Regions from separate parts of the Mus musculus genome. Here regions 2 and 3 are each linked to region 1. Evidence: chromatin loops called from intact Hi-C (ENCODE). Cell type or tissue: left cerebral cortex. All regions are shown on one strand. Each heading gives the region's core, and the rest is flanking DNA. Links, peaks and the distances in the headings are about the cores only. Region 1 holds the start of Zfat (zinc finger and AT hook domain containing). Region 2 overlaps Khdrbs3 (KH domain containing, RNA binding, signal transduction associated 3). Region 3 has its middle 3.9 kb from the start of Khdrbs3.

Region 1 (6,690 bases), core at 905-5,904:
TTTACCTATTCTCTGGTCTTTCAGGGGTGGGAGGGCTGCTAGCTACCTTCCACTCATCCCTAGGTGGGCATTCAAGCCTCTGACCCACTCTTCAGGGGGTAGCCAAGGGGCAGCCCTACCTGGGGGATTCCCGGAGCTACTTTGCTAAAGCCACCAGGGTTATGGGAGAGAGGGATGAGGGAAGAGGTTCCCAACACCTGTGAGAGTGAGTGCAGCGAGAGTGAGTGCAGTGGATCTTGACTGGAGCACAGGAAGGCCTTCTAACAGGAGATTAGATTTCTCATTAGGAGAAAGCCTGTCCCATCCTCTAAGCGCAATGGGCCTTGATGACCAGAGACATTCTATGGTTTTAGAGCTGTATTATAGAAAGGCAGGGGGAAAGGGAGAAGGTAGAAAGGGGGTGGGGGGGGGGGAGAGAAGGCTAGAGAGAAAGAGAGTAAGAGGGAGAGAGAAGAGAGGAGAAGACAAAGAGAGAGGAAAGAGGGGGTGAGAGTGAGGGTTAAGAGAGGTAAGAGAGACAAATAAGAGAGTAAAAAGTAAGAGAGCAAGCAGGGGCTGAACAGCCCTTTTTATGGTCTTCACTGTTGCTAGGTAACTGGGGAGGAGTTTAGCCTGAAGGTCAGAAGCTTGGGTCATTGCCTATGTGACTTCTAACCATGCTTCTCTTGTGGGGGATGGGGGGGGGGAGTAACTTAGGCAGGGGCCAGAGTTCCAGGAGCATAAAGGAACACCTACAGTGTTTTGTAGGTGAATTATCACCATTTCTGGGGTTCAGACCTCAGCTCAACTGGAGACCAGCCTGTCTGTGCATCGCCCAATGCCCCACACTCCCTATGCTCTTTGGCTCCAGGTTCCTCTCCTTATGGTGAGACAATGTCACCTTCCTATCCAGAGGGCCTGCAGCTTTGTCCACTATCCTCTGAGGCAAGGTCCCCACCTACTCATCTGGTTTCTATCCAGACAGGCTGGAACACAAAGGCACCAGATTCCAGAGGTCAATACGTTGCAATGCCAGTTGACCTAGAGTTAAAGGAAGGAGAATATTCTAAACCAGTTGGCAGAGGGGCATCTGAACTTCCATGTTCATCAAAAAAGTAATAAGAGCCCAGGTGAAGAAGCACCCTAAGTGTCCATGAGCGGATGAAGAGAGCGTGCAATGTGAGCACAGAGAATGGCTCTGCCTTTGTAGATAGGCAGGTGGAGCTGAAGCAACAGACCTCACAGATGGAGAGAACAGAATGGGGTCTGAGAGAAAGGGAGGCAGGGCACGAGGCAAGCCTCTATTAGCAAAACTATGTTTTCACGTTCTGTATGATATTCTGCATGGCATAGTGAACAGAATAAATAATGTATTTTTCACTTCAAAAACCCACTAAAAGAGTACATTTCAAATGTTCTCACCTCAAGAAATGATGACAAAAAAAGGTGCCAGACTGGATTAACCTAATTATTCCCCATTGTGCTCATAAATTGCAGGGCTGTGAGTGCCACAAGCACAGGTATAACTATCAACTTACGATTTTCAAAACTTTAAAAAGAACAAAGACAATTCTGCTACTCAACTTCAAGGCCCTGTTTGACATCGGTGTGCCAAGCATTGTCTTTTCAGAAGCAAATTCATTTGTTTTTATATTTTATGTTTTTTTAATTGTTTATTTATTTACATGAGTACACTGTAGCTGTCTTCAGACACACCAGAAGAGGGCACTGGATCCCATTATAGATGGTTGTAAGCCACCATGTATATTTTATGTTTTTTAAGCCAACTTTGAATCTACAATATATGTTTTAAAATGTTCACTATTCCCCACTCCAAAGTTACTTTTTTCCCCTTCAGAACAAAAAAAAAAAAAAAAATCATAATCATGTGGGATGCTTCTTGGAAAATTCTGTCTCGGAAAAAAAAAAAATTATAACCAAACTTCACCCCACCTTTCCATCCACACACACTTCCCAAAGCAAATGCATGGTGACAGTGTGTTGTTATGAAAACCATCTGGAGTGCCACCAGTGTGAGCAAGGTAGAGGCACAACACATGGGCCTCAAGCACAAGGGTCACAGCCCCTGCCTCAGGAGCTCTCAGGAGCTCTCAGAGTCTCTCAGGAGCGGCTCTCTCCAGCAAAGCTGTGAACAGTGAGAGACTGCCTCTGAAGGGAGTACCTGCCCCTGGAAAGTTTGACACGCTGAAAGCTTAACAACCCCAACAGGTGACAAGGGACAAACCATTAGGCTAAATCCCCCTCTATTAAACTGACCCATCTTGATAGAGAGGTTTTCAGGGGCAGCATGCATGAGACATCTATAAAAGAAAATGAGAGGAGGAGAAACAGTGTAATCACCCAACTCTGACTAGGCCTGCTCTGAGCAGCCACTAGATTCTCCTTCAAGACAGCGATAGCTGAGAAGCTGTTGTGTACACTACAAGGTGGGAAAAGAAAGAAGCAGAAACCTTTGCACCCAAAGCAAAAGATACCATGAAAAAGAGACCAACACAGAACAGAGCTGGAACACACACAGAACAGAGCTGGAACTGGGGCAATGACCACCCAGCCTGTTTACCACCCAAAGCCGCCTTTCCAACACCAAAACGGGAAATTTCCCAGAAACGAGCTGACAGAAATACATTTTGTTCAAACTATGAGCCTTCTTCACTTGTCATGGCTGGAAAACAGAAAGATAACCTGTTTGGGGCTTGTTGTGTGTCCCTTTGACCTATAGCCACTCTGTAGCACCAACACTAATTTCACAGATCAAGTGATAGGTTCCAAAGCTAAAGGTGGAGAGTAGTGGAGGTAAGCCCCAGGAACGTGAGTTTTCTGTCCCCTGTATGGATGGACCCAGGCTCCAGCAGGAAACCACAGTGACGTGTACAAATGATCAGCAGCTCCTTCACTCAGTCATTCAATAGAAGGTCACCCCTACTAAGAGCCTGTCTGAATTCCAGGGGACAGTGACAAAGGCCAAGCAAACATATGGTTCACATTGTTTTCCAAGCCAGAAGTCCGATCTCTTTAAAGCTCCACTGTCAGGAATCTGGGCTCTCAACTTTTCTCTTCTTCAGTGAATGACCAACTAAGAACAACCAGGAGACACTGGCAGCGACCCTCGGAAGTCAGGGTCCAAGAGTCTAAATTGGTGTCAATCACAGGCTAGAGGTCACAAGCTTAAGGTTAAGGGGAGTCACCAGGGGTTAAGTGAAAAGTCTACCCTTCCAATGAGACCAGCTAAAGCAGCTTCTGGCTAGACAGTCTGAGGGCTGCCTGGAGGAAGTGGCCTGGAGCCACTTCGTTCAAGCGCACGAGGACAATGCCCTACAGCACTGGGCCAAAGACAGAAGGCAAATGACTACTTGCATGGGACAGGGTCACCCGTGATAAAGCCCATCTCTCTCATTGGCCGCTCCCTCTGAAGGTCACTAGAGAAGGCTGGACTTGAAGCACGTCCTGGCTAAGAACACGGGGTTGATCACTGGGAAGGGGAAGTCATCTACTTTACGAAACTGTTGACTAAGCAAGAAGCCAACTCAAAGCTCACACAAACAGCGGCAGGCAACGGGACTCGAACACCTATGCAGCCAGACGCCCGCGGATGGCCGCTGGCGGGCGCCCTGGCACCGCCCACAGCCCTGGAAACTGCTCCCCAGGCGCGCAGGGCGCTCCCCTCGCTTGCTCTCCACCGCCTCCCTTTTTTTTCTTTCCTGCGGCAGGATCAAGCCAGCTTCCAAACGTGGGCCGCAGAACGCTGCGACGTCGGCGCTCCGCCCGCCCGTGGATCCCTCCGCCGGCCCGAGTCTGCGCGCGGCCTCCCCACTGCACACCACGAGCGGTTTCCCGCGCGGCGCCGCGCCCCACCCCCACCCCGCCGCGCCCCAACCCCCATCCCCGCTCACCTGCCGTCCGCGTCTCCATGGCAACGCCCCCACGGCGGAGGAAAAAAAAAGCCTCGGGCTCTTCCCGGCTCCCTCCCGGGCTGAGCGAGAAAGTCGGACACCCTGAGGAAACTTCGCTCTTTATTTTGATTTTTTTAGGGAAAGAGCCGGAGAGGTTATGGCGAATCTGCGGCATCCAACATGGCGGATGGAGTCTTCGCCCTCCTCTCCCCGGGGATCCGACGCCTACGTAGCGACGTCGGTCGCGGGGAACCGCCCTCGGCACGCAAGGCACAGTGCGCATGCTCGCGGCTACCCTAGGTGCCGGCCTCTCGTCCCGGCGTTCTGCGCGCTGTTTTGGGCCACGCCCGGGGCGGGACGCTGTGATCCTGGGACGTGGGAGTCAGGACCCGGAATGTCCTGAATCCTCTTCCGTGCGGGGACGGCTGCGAGTGGGCAGGCTAGTGCGCCCCTTTGCATACTAGCTTTTCCGGGGCTCAGTTTCCCAAGTTGCCGGTCGGGTTGACTAGGTGTAGTTGGCCCAGGCAGGCTCTCCCAGGGTCCGGGACGAGCCGGGTTGGAAGTGACAGTGCCTCGCACATCTTTTTTTTTTTTTTTTTTTTTTTTTTTTTTGGAAGCTCAGTGACCACCTTTCCGTTTTTTATGTTAGGAGCTTAGAGCCCCCTCCGCACGCTGCAGGAAGCGTCTGTTCCACGTAACTTTGATAGAATATATTTCTACCGACATCGAAGTCCCTTATCCCTACCTATCTTGGTCAGCTTTTTAGCATTCGAAACTGGGAATGAGTTTTAGAGTTGGCCAATTAAGTATATATATAATAATAACAGTCGTACTTGTGCTGGTAAAGCTATCTTTTAGAAAGGTTTTTAAATTAGCCATTGTAAAAAAGTACTCCACACATACAGAAACAAGAGAAAAATGTTAAAAGAAGCAGGACGGAAATGACCGGCGTCTGGGCAGCCCTGGTTTGTTTTTACAGTGCTGGTGAAATGCTGAGTATAGTCCTTCTGTAGTGTTTAGCTTGGAGTGCTCCTCAGACAGCTCTAGGTTCCTCTCTCTTACCCCCACAGGTCGAGGTCATGTGTTTATTACTTCTTCACATTCAGTTGCGCATAACTGTTTGCTACCCCTTTCTGCCATGGACTGAGTTTGCCGAGCGGAGAGAGGGTCCTGTCACAAAGGCCCCTGGGTCTTTTAGTCTTTGCCTACCCATCACAGATTTCATAGTAATGCTACTGAACGACTGAATGAGCTCATTCATTTTGTTCACTTTTTTAAAAACAAAAACCAGAAACGTTGACGTGCCTTTGGGCAGTGAACCTTAAGATGACTGGTCTAATTCTTCATTCTTCTGTTTAGTACATATTTAAAAACATCTTTATTTCAGTGGGCAGGTGAGCAAAGGACAGGTGTTCAGGAAGGTTGTGTAGCTTTTTTGAGATCACATAGACAGTCCATGAAGTGTGTGGCCCCACCTTTCCACAACCCACCAGATGCCGGTAGACACAATGTGAGGAGAATCAGGAAGTTGTTGCTTCACCTCCACTAACTTCTGCCTCAGGGAGGGCTGCGTGGCAGGGGAACAGTAACATCTTTCATTTGAAAATGAACTAACCAGAATGCTGCATTGATGTGATTTCCTTTTTAGAACTCCAAATATTTACACTAATTTTCTGTCAGGACATGTGAGTTGTGCTGGTTGCTGACAATACTGGTTTTGTGCTGGGCTGCCTTTCTTAAAAAGCAGCACTGAAATACTATTGATTGATTAGCAGGTGGGTCGATTGCTCTTGAATGTTGTAGCCAAAATCAGTTTTGGAAATGAAGCTAGTTAACATATATCTCAAAACTCAATGGCTCCCAAACAGTAAAGCCAAATTTTTTTTAAGAAGAAGAAGAAGAAAAAAAAAAAAACTGACTGTAGATGTGGTCTTGAGGGGGTGAGGGGTGGCTGTGATTTTTCTCCACTATTCCTTCCTTAAATCTACTCATTTTTTCAAAAAAGACTTATTGCATATCTTTTCCCAGGCTGGTCCCAAGAAGGAGGAAATTAGTAAGGAAAGGGACGGAAGGCAGTTTTGTGAATGGAGACACCACAGTTGCTTCCTCACCTTCTTGTGTGGCTCACACTTTCAGATGGGGACATGAGTGTGCACTTAGAAGGCAGAGGCTAGCTTTCAGTCTTCTCTATTGTTGTGTACCTCATGTTTTGAGATAGGGCCTCTTGCTGAACCTGAAACTCATTGTCTGACTAGCCTGGCTGGCCAATGAACCCCTAGGATCCTCCTGTCTCGCTCAGCACTAAGATCACAAGCCCACCACACCTAGCGTTTTTTAGAAGGTGCCTAGAATCCAAACTTAGGCCCTCATGTTTGGGCAAAAGAGCTTTACCCCTGAGCCATCTCCTTAGCCCTGACTGACATTTTTAATCTTTACATTTCTAGATGCCTTCAGTTAAGAGAGAAGAACTAATGGAATGAAATGGAAATCACTGAGAAGTTCATAATGAATATTCTCATGCTTTATTGGTTCCTAGAGGAGCTCGGTCCCAGCTTGCCCACTAGTGGTAGTCCACCTATCAAGAGGGCTCAGGGAGGAATCCGTGTCCAAATCTATGGACATGACATGCTATTTAGTTATATGAGAAATTTAGTGGCCTTGCATAATTAAATATATTTGTAGCAATATTAAATAATTATATCAATAGTAAATGCATTTATATGAAAACAGTTTATGTACATAATTTTATATAGTACTGATTGAAATCAGTCTTAGAAAAGGATACATATAACCTTAGCAT
Region 2 (6,690 bases), core at 1,186-6,185, 680 kb after region 1:
GGGTCTAGTTCTCCTCACTCTGGTGGGAGAGTGGGAGCCTGTTAGGGGCAGACCTGGTCTCCCCTGGCCTCCTGTCTTTAGGAGGTATTGGTCAAGTTCCATACTTGCTTGGGCTTTGCAAACAGAACTCAGGCCTTCCTGGAGTGATTACCATAGAGGTGAAAGAGTGAAAGTAGGCTGGGAGTTGACAGCCACTGAGCCCTCTTCTCCTGACCTCTGTGGACAACCAGGCCTGGGGGGCGGGGGTGAGGTCTCTAAGGTACACATCACTGAGGAAGGAGGGGAAGCTCCAAGTGAAATGTGCGGTGAAAGCCAGCAGGAGAGCAGGAGAGCAGGAGAGCTTGCCAGGATTCTGAGTGTGGAGGAACAGTAGGGATCTTTCTCAGGAGATAATGAGAAGATGTTGTCAGATCTGCTCAGAATCAGATGTTTATTTACTTTTTTTCTTTCCTGAGGAACTTGTTAAGCCAGTGCACTCCACTGCAATCAGCCTTCCTTCTGAAGTTCATAATGGGATTTTTTTTTTTTTTAATTTTGGAAGTAGAGTCAAACTAGAATCGTTAGAATCCTGAAAGCTCATGGCACATAGCATATACATCTCCTTACCTGAAGGAGTTAATTTGCAGTTCCAGGCACCAGCCAGAAATTTTCCTCCCTCCCTCCCTCCCTCCCTCCCTCCCTCCCTCCCTCCCTCCCTCCCTCCCTCCCTTCCTCCCTCCCTCCCTCCCTTTCTTTTTTTCCTTTTTCTATTTTTAGACAGGGTTTTACTATGTAACCATGGCTGGCCTAGAACTTACAATGTAGACCAGGCTGGTCTGGAATTCGAGTTTATAGAGATCCTCCTGTCTGGCTGCCTGACTTCCTGAGTGCTAGGATTAAAAGTGTATACCACTGAGGACATGCTTAGCCAGAAATGGGAAGTCAGAGGAACAACTGAACTGCCCTGAAGCTGTGCCAGCTTCAACTTGGGTATCACCAGACCCCTTTGCCACTTGTCATCTGTCTGACTGAAGAAGGGAGAGAGAAAGGCATACATGTTTACTAAAACAGGAAGCGAGGTGTTTTTCTCTCTGGGACAGCACTTATGAATGGTTAAAATACAAGCAAGCGGGTAGAGGGCCTCTTTAGTGCCAGGTGCTTCCAGTGCGTTCTCTCTGACCCATTCAGGATCTTGCAAGGTCTGTAGTTTTATCCTTGTCCTGCCATCGTGTCTGTGTGTGTGTGTGTCTGTGTGTGTGTGTCTGTGTGTGTGTGTGTGTGTGTGTGTGTGTGTGTGTGTGTGTGTGTGGTTTCCCCAGTGAGGCATCTCTGGCTCCAAAATGGAAAGGAGGCAGAGCTTAGAGAGTCAGGCCTGGAACTTCAATTCTTTAGTGCTTAGAAAGGATCTGTTAAGAATAGGGAACAAAATACCCATGAAAGGAGTTACAGAGACAAAGTTTGGAGCTAAGACGAAAGGATGGACTATCCAGAGACTACCCCACCCGGGGATCCATCCCATAATCAGCCACCAAACCCAGACACTGTTGCATATGCCAGAAAAATTTTGCTGAAAGGACCCTGGTATAGCTGTCTTGTATGAGGCTATGCCAGTGCCTGGCAAATACAGAAGTGGATGCTCACAGTCAGCTATTGGATGGAACACAGGGCCCCCAATGGGGAAGCTAGAGAAAGCACCCAAGGAGCTGAAGGGATCTGCAACCCTATAGGTGGAACAACAATATGAACTAACTAGTACCCCCAGAGCTCATATCTCTAGCTTCATATGTAGCAGAAGATGGCCTAGTCGGCCATCACTGGAAGAGAGGCCCCTTGGTCTTGCAAACTTTATATGCCCCAGTACAGAGGAACGCCAGGGCCAAGAAGCAGGAGTGGGTGGGTAGGGGAGCAGGGCGGGGGGGAGGGGGGTATAGGGAACTTTCCGGATAGCATTTGAAATGTAAATAAAGAAAATGTCTAATAATAAAAAAAGAAAGGATGTAAAAGGCTGTTACTCAGTGTTGTTTTTAAATAAAAGTTTGATTATGGTAGAAGCCCACTAGGAATTTCCGTTAGTGATGATGAATTTTTTAAAAGAGGTGTCTGAAAATGTGCTTTAACAGAAAGGCCACCCACTGTGTCCTGAGCTTTCCAGCTACACTAGCATGAGCCTTGGTGGGTGTTCAAGGTGAGGAGTCTTACTTATGTATGCATCCCGAGAGTCAGAGAAAGCGGGCAACGTGGCCTAGAAAGTGTGCTACTGAAACCTTCTCTCAGGGCCTGCTGTGTGAAAGAGCCTGTAGAACCTGCAGACAGAGCTCTTTGTTTTTAATTCTTGGTCACCAAGGAATCAACTGGTTCAGAGTGTATTAGATTCTTACTTAGTTTCTGGTATAATGAGAAAGTCCCTATCCTTCAAAGCCAGGTTCAAAAGGAAGAAAGGGAAGGAAGGCAAGGAAGGAGGGAGTGAGCGAGGGAGGGAATGAGGGAATGCTAACGCACAAGGTTATATTTCCACAATCAATAGCCTTGGCTTTCTTGAAGGGAGCATATTTAAACATATATGACTTGAAATTACTATTGTTGAAGCTGCTGCTTATCCAGGGCCCTTTCTCATTTTCATGATTTATGTATATTGTTTCATTTAATTCTTCTAACATTGTTAAAAGAATATACCATGCCCAGCAGTCCTGGTACACACCTTTGATCCCCACACTCAGGAGGCAGAGGCAGGTAGATCTCTAACTTTGAGGCCAGCCTGGTCTACAGAGTGAGTTCCAGGACAGCCAGAGCTGCACAGAGAAACCCATCTCAATGAAAAAAGAAAAGAAAAAAATGAGGAAGGAAAAGAAAAGAGAAGGGAAGGGAAGGGAAGGGAAGGGAAGGGAAGGGAAAGAAAGAATAGCTCATTTTACAGATGAGAAAACTGATTAGGAGAGTCAGCTAATTAATCAAGGTCACTCTGCCTTGTGCTTTGGAGCCTGGGGTAGTGTGCAAGCAGGCACTGCGACTGCTCTAACTATAGAGCTTAATTAACTGCAAAGCCTTGCACCAGTGATCTGCTGAGCAGAAGAGGTTCCACGTGCTATAGAGGGGCAGACTGTGCCTACCGCCAGTGTGGAGACTGGTGGATGGCATTTCCTTAGGGAGTAGCCATACCCAACCAACAAAGACCAAATGGTGCAGAAAGAATTCTCTGATTATGCAAGGTGACACCCTTCAGATTTGTCCAATTGCTTAACTCCTCAGACACTCAATTTGCCCATTCACAAGTTGAGGACCCAATGCTCTGTTAGTATGATTGGTGGTTCACACACATGTAATATAGAACACACAATAGGTTCTAAAGTATTACTGCCTGCTGTTGTGGACTGTCCCGAGACAGGTGTGTGAGTACTGGTGTCACTTGGCAAACACACTGTGTCTAGTGACCACACACAGATCCTAGCATTATTATGCATGATAATCTTCTGATATGAGGGTGATCTGAGTTTTCCAGCCCTGGAAGTTCTGGCTTAGGAAGCCCCTTTAATTCCATCAGAACCAGCAGCCCTGGTTTTATTTCATTACGCTAGTCAGGGCACAGCACCCTAAGCCTAAATTTAACAAATGAAGTTCCATAAACCTTTTTTTGACCACAGCTTAGAGCGTGTCTGGACACTGCAGCACAAGAGAGCTTGCTCTGAGCTGGGAGGCTGTAAATTTCCATGATTTTCACCAATCGGCTTCTGCTGCTATTTTAAGAGTCTTAATGGTGTTCTGGCATCTTACTGGTGCTCTTCTTTGGCGTGGTAAAGGGCATGGATGTGGGCGAGCAACGTCTTTGATCTCTCCCTTCAGCATAAATCCTACACTTGGGGGTCACTACTGGTTCCAGGTCCCATTGAGAAATTAGAGGGAGTGGGGAGGGGCAGTTTTCATTCTCATTTTCACAGTGGTGTTCTTCTGATCATAATACATAGCTGTGCTCTGCTTTTCTTCCACTAGATGGCGCTCCACATAGCTGAAGATCCTCTTCTGCCCACCTAGCTTAACTCCTGAACTGAAATTAGCACTGATGCACACGCTTGCCTTTCTTTGGGGTTTCATGCATTTCTACTATTTTTTTCCTTCAAATTTAGTCTACTTTTGCCGTCATTTCAGGACACAGAGGCATGTTTTTGTCTAGTTGCTCATGCTTCTGAGTTCCTAAGGGGTGCTGTGCACAGTTGCTAGCTTGCTCTTCACATAGTTCATTTAGTCCTGGTACTACTATGTGAAACGAATTTTGTTCATCTCATTTTACAGATAAAGTAATGGCGGTCACAGGATCAGTTAACTGTTTGAGTCTAGAGAAGGCTCTGTGACCTAATGAAAGACTCTACAAACGCTAGATTGACCACTCTGAGCTAACTAGGATGGTCTGGCTTGTGGCTATGGGCCATTGTGGTCTGTTCCTTCAAAGTGGAATTACAGTTCTCAGAGTTAGTTTGCATTGGGGCATGCATATCAAAGTCTGAGATACACAGCAAGCAACAGTAAGAAAGGTTTGTCAGCTGGTGTGGGGTTTTCTGCCTATTCATGCCTTTTGCTGCTATTGACAAGAGTGAGTTAGAGGGCCTGCCTGTGCCAGGGACAGAGCCACAGGAGGGTTTTAGAAAAACAAACATGCCTCTCTTTTAAGGTGATTTTTTTTAACAGTGCTGAATACTGGATCACTATATCTAGTGACTATAAGAATTCCAAAAATTGATTATCATCAATTAAAATAGTATGTCTTGACATATTTTGAACTACTAAATTGAACTGGGAATATTTAATTCTACTAAACTGAACTGGAACGGTTCTGCCTCTGTTGAGCTCATTTGGTGTCACTGAGACGAAGTGACGGTGCTATCTAACGTGAGGTCTTCCCGTGGTCTTCGCTGCTCCTCCTGTTTTATCTGTGTTTCAGACCCCAGCTCTTTCCCGTTGACCAGTGCAGAATGAATGGTTATAACTGCTTTCTGTGGGAACGGGACTGGATTTTCTTACTGCTCTCGCTTCTTTGTCTCTTCCTTTCAGTCCAGTTGTGCCCAGAGAGCATAAACAGAAGTTAACCACTTAGAAAAATCCCTTGCCTTAGCTCCTACACTGTGTGCAAGCAAGCTAGTTAGCTGAAATAAATGATCCTGGGGTCGGACTCAGTCTATTTTGCAGAACAGGATAGTTAAGTTTTGTGTCAGCATAGTTGGGCTCATGTCTTAGCACTGCCTTTGATGTGTTGTGGTTGTGGCTCAACTCTTCTCCGCCTCAGCCCCCTGTCTGCAAATGGTGATTAAACAGGTTCCGGCGCTCTGGAGTGTTTGTAGCGCCGCTGTGTGATGCTTGTGCGAGGCTCCCTGGCAGGCTGGGTGTGTAGAGAACATAGAGCAAAAACTGCTGCTGCTGTTGTCCTTGCTGTCGCCTTCATTATTGTTTTTAACAAGTAAGTAATCCTCTCAATGATTTCATTTATTTCTTTTGTGTGTGTTTGCATGTGTGACTATAGAATCCATGGGAGGGCATCAAATCTCTTGAAGCTGGTGTAGTGAGCTGCCCAGTGTCGGTGCTGGGAACACAACTCAAGGTTCTTAGCAGGAATAGCGAGAGCGTGCAACCACAGAGCCGTCTCCGGCCTCCTTTCTCTCCTTCCCCCTACATCTTGTCGAATTTTTGGGACCCAGTCTGGGAGGTAAACATTGCTAAGGAACTGTTGCAGAGTGGGTTATATGCTGTGAAGCTCATTCCACTTTTCTCAGGACTGGGTGGCTTTCTTGTTAACGAGGTATGAACCGGATGCTGAGTAGGGTAAGGTCAGTGGCCTGGTGCTGGCAGCATTCAGGCAACTTTGACTTTTCTGTTGTTCCTTATCTTCATGTTCCCTCCTCTAACGCTGTCTTGTAGTTACCTATCTGTCTCTCCTTCCTCCAACTTTCAAAATACATTTTCCCCTATACAGATTTGTTCTGAAATAGTTTTCCACTTACACAGAAGTAAACGGATAGTGCTAAGACTCTTGTTTCACTATCTCCGTGAACTCACCAGTTAGGATTGGCTGTGGTGTCCTACACATGGCGTTGCCCTTTTAGTGTTTATCATCTCTGCATACTTTCTAACTGGAAACGCCTTTTCTTGTAGGCTGTGGAAGCTCACATTTGATGCTGGCCTCTCACTCAATTCCTTACCTGTCTCTGCCACTTGTTCCAATTTTGCCCTGAGGGGTCCAGGTCCAGAGCAACACACAGTGCGTCCAGCTGCCAGGTTTCCAGTGTTTTAATGGAGACAGCCCTTGTCCAGCTGCCAGGTTTCTAGTGTTTTAATGGAGACAGCCCTCTGCCTTCCCCTGCCTCTGAGGACATACCAGTGTTCATGGAAGAGTCTCTGTAACTTTGGGCTCTCTGATTCTCTTGTACTGTTGAGGAGGAGGCAGTACATTCTCTGCACCTGAGAGCACGTGGCCAGGGGCTTCACAGCACCGGTGAGCAGGTTGGTGACTGGTTGAAGTCATGCTGGTGTCTTCCTGAAAAGTAAATTCTCTCCTTTAGTAACACCTGGTGCTTTTCTTGGGCGCTAGTTTAAGACTGAATGTTCCTTTTTTTTTTTTTCAAAGTGTTCCTTACAGACTTTAGCACCCATTCATATTCTGAACAACGTGAAACGTGGCTGTGTGTGTGGTATTTATAAAATGGCAATTTCCTTACTCCTCTACTGCAG
Region 3 (6,690 bases), core at 795-5,794, 670 kb after region 1:
TTTTTCCGTTAATGATTGGTGATGATAATGTGGGAGACCCCACACCACTGTAGGCAGCATTATCCCCGGCCAGACCAGGAGATCCTTGGTTGTATAAGAAAGCAGGCTGAACAAGCCATGGAGAAGAAGCCAGGAAGGAAGCAGCACTCCTCCATGGTTTCTTTGACTTTCCTCGGTGATGACTATAGTGTGGAATTGTAAGACAAAATAAAATCCTCTTTCTCCCCATGTTGGTTTTGGTTAGTAATTTATCACAACAGAGAACCCTAACTGGAATCTCAAAAAAGCACTACACCTGTTGAAGCCGCCTCCTGCAAACATGGACGCTTACTGAGGTATGCCTCTTTAATGACACTTCATAGGGCATCAGGGGAGCATCTCATCAGCAGAAAGGGATGAGCAGTGCTAACCGTTTTCCTCCTTGGCTCTTCATCAATTCTAATTCCTGTCTTGGATGAGGTCATGATGCCCAAAGTGGAAGGGGATCAAATTTGTCAGGCCTAGGATGGTGAAGGGAAGGAACTTAGCACATCAATAGCATCTTGTAGCCACCACCCCAGTTGTACACAATATACTTTGGAACTTTGTGAAGAGTGAGACAAAGCACATTTATTTGGTTAGGTACTGACAGCAGGGCTTTGATTCTAGATCACATCCTGTCACACTGTACTGTCCAATGTCACAGCCATTGTCCACACATACATGGCTAATTAACACATGAATGGGTGTTGTTAGTAGTAAACAATTACTGATAATGCTATTCAATCAATTGAATTTAAAATTTAAAATAGTGTAGACCATGCTCCCATAAATGACAACTTTGTATTTTTTGTTAGTCATTGAAAATATTTGAATGTAATTATGAAGTGCTATGGATGCAAAATACTAGATTCTTGAGATATTACCAAAAAAGGCTGTTAAAGCTCACCAATATTTTTAGATTTTTGATAACAATATTGAAATACTTTTCGGATGTGCTGGGTTCAATAAATGGCTTCATTATTGTTTGTTTCTTTTCACATTGTTGACTTCCAGACAAGTTAAAGTTATATACACAGCACACAATACCCCTCCCTGCCATCATGGTACAGTGATGTTCTACTGAGATGTCATTTGTCATGTGCTCATGGCTCCTGGGGTCAGCACTTCACATTTATCTCATGAGGATCATAGAGTAACTTCTTGTAGGGAATTATCTTTCCTTCATTTTCCAAAAGAAGCCTGAAGAAGCTGCTTTACCCCACAGTCCCTGCCTGACAAGGAGGAGGCCGCTGTCTGTGCTTGGCTCTTTAGCAGGTGGCTTCAACCAGTATGTGCTCCTGGGAGCTCAGCATGTATAACTGTGCATAGATCATTAAGCTTTGTACATTGAAATGGTGATTGATTGCAGACAAGTCTCCAGTAAGTGTAGCTAGAGAGACCAAGGAGGACCCACTGAAACGATAATATCAGCTAGAGGAATCTGGCATACTGCTGTATGCCAACCATCATCTGATGTAGAATGAAGTTGATTAAGGATGCCCTGCCTCCCTCCTCCATTAACAACAAACAGGGGTTTGGGAAGAATATATCAATGTAGGGGTGACAGCTCAGATGTGTGAAAGCTAGCAGTATGTTGTAGAGAAAGCAGAGAATGAAATGTTTGGTCACACATAGCTTCTCTTAAAGTTACTGTCAAGAAGTCTACTTTTGTTCTGAAATATTTTCTTTGGGAATTCAGTGTTCTTACATGAATATACAACTTCATGTCTGCTCTTTCTTACAAGCATTTTTGGTAAGCTTATCTCATCTTGCTTTAACTTCAGGAAAAAAATGACACTTTTAAAAAAATAGTTTATTTTCATTTTGATTACCTGTATATATGTACATCTCTGTGTTGGTATGTTCAGATGAGTGCAGGTGCCCATGGAGGTCACAAGAGGGATTCAGATGTACTGAAACTAGAGTTATAAGCATTTATAGGCCCCTGACTTGGGTGCTTGCAACAGACTTCAGGTCTCCTGCAAGAACTGCAAGTGTTCTTAATTCCTGAGCCATCTCTCTAGCCCCCAACACTGGTCATCTATCTGTACTGGACTTTAAAAATGTCATCACCTGACCAGCTTGCTGTGCATGTGTGAGTCTGATACTGCCAAAAAATATTTTATTTCTGATTATTTTACCAAACTCAAAATATGCAGTTTACTGAGCCCTCCTCTCCCCAAAAAACCCACCATGTAGACAAAATTGTTGTGTGTGTATCTTTATGCATCCTAACAGGAAACTGTGGGCTAGGAGATGGATGTGAATGTTTTTACTATCGTGGCAATAATGTTTTACATTTCAGCTGTGCTTTTCAAACTGTAGCATCTTACAAAGTGCCGGAGTGGGTGATAACTTGGTGCATTCCACCACCACATGCCACATTTTTAGAACAGTATGTGAAGGATACAGGGCAGCTCCCACATCAAGGAAACTAACAAAACCCATTTCCACCACGGCTAGATCAGAGAATGCATGGCAATTTCCATCCTGTCCTGGAACTCACGTTGTAGACTAGAACTACAGAAATCCTCCAATTCAGAAATCTGCCTGCCTCTGCCTCCCAAGTGCTGGGACTAAAGGCCTACGCCACCACACCGGCTGAGAACAATTGTTACTTGTTACACTTTCCAGGCTTAGAAATGGAGACAAAAGGATTTGGAATTACCATGGCCAGTAGGTGGGGTCAGATGGCTTTTCTGCACACACTTGGCTGTCACATTGAGGCCCCTGGACAGTGTTAATTCTTGTTCCTTTGTTGCTTCCTTTGCATGCCTACCTTTAAACACAGGAAGGCTTCCCCCGATGCTCCTTACTCTTGTTTTTCTTTGCATAACTCTTTTACTTTCTTTTGTTCTGCTCTCTCCCACTTTCTCGTTTTCTTTCCCCTACCTGCATTTCATTACCTTCTTCCCCTTTCATTTCCTTCACATTAGAATGTTCATTATTTTCCTTCTTAGGCTGACATGTCAGTCCTTGGAGTTCCTTTCAGTGGAGGCCAAAACCCAAGTGGCTGCCACACAGTTCGAACTTTTGAGGGAATGTGCTTCCGAATTTGGCCACGAGGGGGTGTGTGTGCAATAGCTGTGGCATCATCTTTGCTGAACAGGCGTTGACTGGGTAGCTTTGCTGCAGTAAAGAGAAACATGCAAGAGGACCTGGCCTTGCCATCCATCAGATTGAACGAGGACTTGCACGGAAAGCCTGTGAATACAGAGCAACAGGCTAGGTGTCTCTAGGTATGTGAGTGATTAAGCTGGAGGACATGATTCTCCTGTTTGTAGCCTGAGTGGAACAGAAATGATAGATTATCTGAGTGTACATATACGCATGTATGATCATGTGCATATGTGTTTCTCTTTGTGTACATATTATGTTCACGTGTATTCGAGGAAATGTATCTAATTCTCCTCCCAATGTCTGGACTGTTTCAACTTTCTTAGTCACACTTACTTGATGTTTGAGTTTCCTTCTGGCTGTCTTCTGCATTGAGTAGGGGCCTCGTGGAGTCACTCCTGATCTGTGGATGTGCTCTGAACATTGTGACTCCTGCCTTCCAAAGTGTCTCCTTTCCTTCCAGGGTTGCTTTCTACCCTTCCAGCCACACAGTCTAAGCTTGTGTAACCTGTTTTCTATGGCAAAAACTGGAGTCAGAGCCCAGAGTGGATCTTCTTGGTGTCTTTTGCTGTAACATGCTCATGATGGATTTCTAGGTGAGGCTATGCCATCTTTTGGTGTCCCCCTTACATAACAAAGCCACTGTCTCGAAGATTGGAGTAACAGTGATGTTAGAGAATTTATTTTTAAGGAGTGATCCCTGAATACATGACTGCTTGCATTGACCTGACTGCTCAACCAGACGCTGGGCTAAGGAGCTGAGAAGGCTCCAAGGACACAGAAGACAAAGACTCAGTGTGGTGAGCATGAACAAGAGCATAAATAACACTGGTGTAGAGAGAAGGAGGAGTCAGAAAGCATTAATGCTGTGTCTATGTGGAGGTTAGTGAGGTATAAATCTTAACTGACCCTTTCCCGGTGCTCAGAGATAATGCTTGCTGGGGAAAGATTGGTAGCTAGTAAGTAAGGGATATGGGGGCCAGAATGAGATTTGAACTTTTCCACTCATGAGAATGTAACATAGGGCTCATATCTCTTACACATTCAAAGGGAAGTTTGTAATGTGGGTAGCAATCCTTATATAGAAGAAAACTAGCTCACAGACACTGGCTGTGATTGGAGCATGCCCTGATGGTGTCAGGCACAGCAGCAGTGTGTGTGATTCACTGGAGCTGATGTCAGAGGCCAAGGGTCTGTCTCTCCCTGGGAAAGAAGGCCTGGAAGTCGGCGGAGATTATAAAATGACAACTATCCCTCTGGGGTTGCAGAGACTTGGCTGTGCTCCTTCTGGTAGCCTGGAATGATGGGTAACAGTGGCTTGGGAGATACTCCTTGCATCTCTGGGACTGAGAGTCAAGACAATGACTTGGAAAGGTAGTTATGTTCCCTTATGCCAGCTGAGGGACTCCATGGAGTGTGGACAGGAGATGTAAAGCCTTGTGTAAAGCCAACAGTGCCCTTGTGCCCTTGTCCAGAGGTGCCATTGGAGAAGACATCTTTTGCTTCTAAATCCAGAGCAGTCTCAGTCCACAGGAAGTGCTTGGCCAGAGCAGGGTATTCTAGAGAGATCTCTGGCCTAGAATCCCAAAGGCTTGAATTTATATCACTGCCGGCTGATGTCTGCAGGGGAGCTATTACTTTCTCCAAGACCCATCACCCATGGGATGGTAACTTCATGAAGAACAGCAGAGTAGCCAGCAAAACATGGAGGTGGTGCCCTGCCCTGGATCTTATGGTCCAGCCAGACTGGTGGGTGGGGACGATTTTCTGAGCCTCTTACAGGAACATCAGTCTTCTCCCCTAGAGGACCCAGCATGAGCACTCACAGGGCTGGGCACCTGCCCACTTGGAGAGTTCTGTGAGGAGGAGGGTCCAGAGCAGGCGCGTTAGCATCTCTGTTGTAGGCCTCATGGTACACAGTCCTCCTCCCCAGCTGCTGGCGGGACATCTCTGCCAAAAGCACCACTGGAGGAGGGACAGAGATCTAATCAGGCTCAGATCACTACCCGGGAAAGGGTTAGGTGTGGGAAGGGTTCAGACTAGGAGGGCCTGGAATCTCAGCTTGCCAGTGGTGGCACAGTTGGCAAAGTATAAAATTCCTCAGCCTTGGAGATTTCTTGATGAGTAAATGGTGATAAACTGAATCTTTCCTGCAGGTATCAAGAGGACGATGTATAAAGCTGCCAGAGCAGCTTGGCACTTAGTAAATGCTCATAATAAAGATAATTAGTAAATGCTTAATAAAGATAATTAGTAACTGCTTAATAAAGATACTCATCAGTGAAAGTTTAGACTACTACCGAGGCAGAAAATGGAAGACACGGGGCAGGGAGCGCTGTTTCACCAGGCACTCTGCCTGCCTCTTCTCCTCAGTAGTGTTTGTCAGAGGATCCCTGGAATTCAAGTCTAGGGAGACTAGAGCAAGAGGCATGTGCTTCTATTTAGATGTAAAGGGAGAAAAACCTTCCCTTAAGAACTCCCCAACTGCCTCACATCTGGCCCCCCAAGAACTATGTTATGTCAGGGACTGCTGACATAACATAGTTCTTGGGGGGCCAGATGTGAGGCTCAGACTTGGGCCACACTGCATGGCCAGACCGGCATGGGGCTCAGGGTCAGAAGCAGGATCTACCCTTATGAGCTTGCTCTGCTGGGGTTGTGCTCTGTCTTCAGCATCAAGGAGCACACAGATGGTGTTGCCTGCTGCCTTTCGAAGCTTCTGCCTCAGAAAGCAGCCATGCGAGGGAGACTGCCACAGAACAGTCTGGCTTTCATTTTGTGCCTGGTGATTGTGAAATAGTACATCCTTATGAGGTTCCTAAGAAATAATCTTTTCTCATCTCCATAGGATAGATGAAGAGACTGAGGCACAAATGACCTAAGTTTGCTAAAAGGTCAGAACTAGTTAACCACTGTATTTTACTGCCACTTGCCAGTTCTGACTAAAGAGAGACAAGGGGGAGGTTGTTGTCGGGGACGCTACAGTAGTACCTAACCTGCAACCAAGTCCACACAAGGCTGGAAAAGGGATCAGGTGCTTGGGGGATTCCTTCAGCACACTGTTCTGGCGCTCTCTCCACATCCGTCCCTGACAACAGGTGTTAGAGACCTCTCCCTCAGACAAAATTTGCTGTTCCCCAAGATAGCCCTAGGCTAGTGAAAGCGGAGTTGTAGTTCTGTGAAGGGCTTTAGAGTACAGGGAGAGGAAAAAAACGAAGCAATTAAGGTTTTTCTAGGGAAGTCTTGAGCACTGTCAAGGGACTCTGGTTATCGAGGTTGGGGTTATGATATCCTCTGAACAGGGACTCAGGAGTCCTTGGTCTAGTGTGAGACATTTATTCCACACACCTCAGAGGATCTAAAAGGAGCCTAGGAGAGCATTTGCTGGGGTCTGGTTGCCTGTCGGAGGGCGACAGAAGACATCACCACCATGCGTGGTGTGGTAGGTTCCCTACTGGAGACAGTTTAGAGAGACTCATTCATCCACGTCCAGACACCACCATATAAGGAGAAGGGCAACACGGAGCAAGTCTCGGAAGACAAAGACAGTCT

Evidence for each region. Hi-C counts contacts between places; a loop is a spot of excess contacts. Peaks named below come from ENCODE experiments on the same cell type or tissue, not always from the same donor. Only the 100,000 strongest peaks of a DNase experiment are listed, where the experiment ranks them.
Region 2: it touches region 1 in a loop (4-fold over the local background); 3 of 42 quality-filtered maps call a loop at or near these places.
Region 3: a loop joins it to region 1, with 5 times the contacts of the local background. A loop is called at or near these places in 3 of 42 quality-filtered maps.

The regions. Positions count from the first base shown.
Region 1 is chr15:68,254,778-68,261,467 of GRCm38, forward strand. It overlaps Zfat (zinc finger and AT hook domain containing), which reads right to left and starts at 4,079. Exons shown (of 16, transcript NM_001145888.1): 1 at 3,891-4,079. The coding sequence starts at 3,909. In left cerebral cortex, for the core only: CTCF peaks have their summits at 1,692 (motif pointing right) and 3,601; DNase peaks (open chromatin) are centred at 3,771, 4,162 and 4,830; H3K4me3 peaks cover 2,200 bases; H3K27ac peaks cover 2,319 bases.
Region 2 is chr15:68,933,477-68,940,166 of GRCm38, forward strand. The region is part of intron 1 of Khdrbs3 (KH domain containing, RNA binding, signal transduction associated 3); the gene reads left to right. Among named protein-coding and RNA genes, the nearest start is that of Khdrbs3, 8.4 kb to the left of the region's middle. In left cerebral cortex, for the core only: CTCF peaks have their summits at 3,963 (motif pointing right) and 5,247; DNase peaks (open chromatin) are centred at 3,204 and 3,947; H3K4me3 peaks cover 2,570 bases; H3K27ac peaks cover 314 bases.
Region 3 is chr15:68,921,210-68,927,899 of GRCm38, forward strand. No RefSeq gene overlaps it. Among named protein-coding and RNA genes, the nearest start is that of Khdrbs3, 3.9 kb to the right of the region's middle. In left cerebral cortex, for the core only: a CTCF peak has its summit at 3,076; DNase peaks (open chromatin) are centred at 2,422, 3,099, 3,793, 4,334 and 3 more places; H3K27ac peaks cover 558 bases.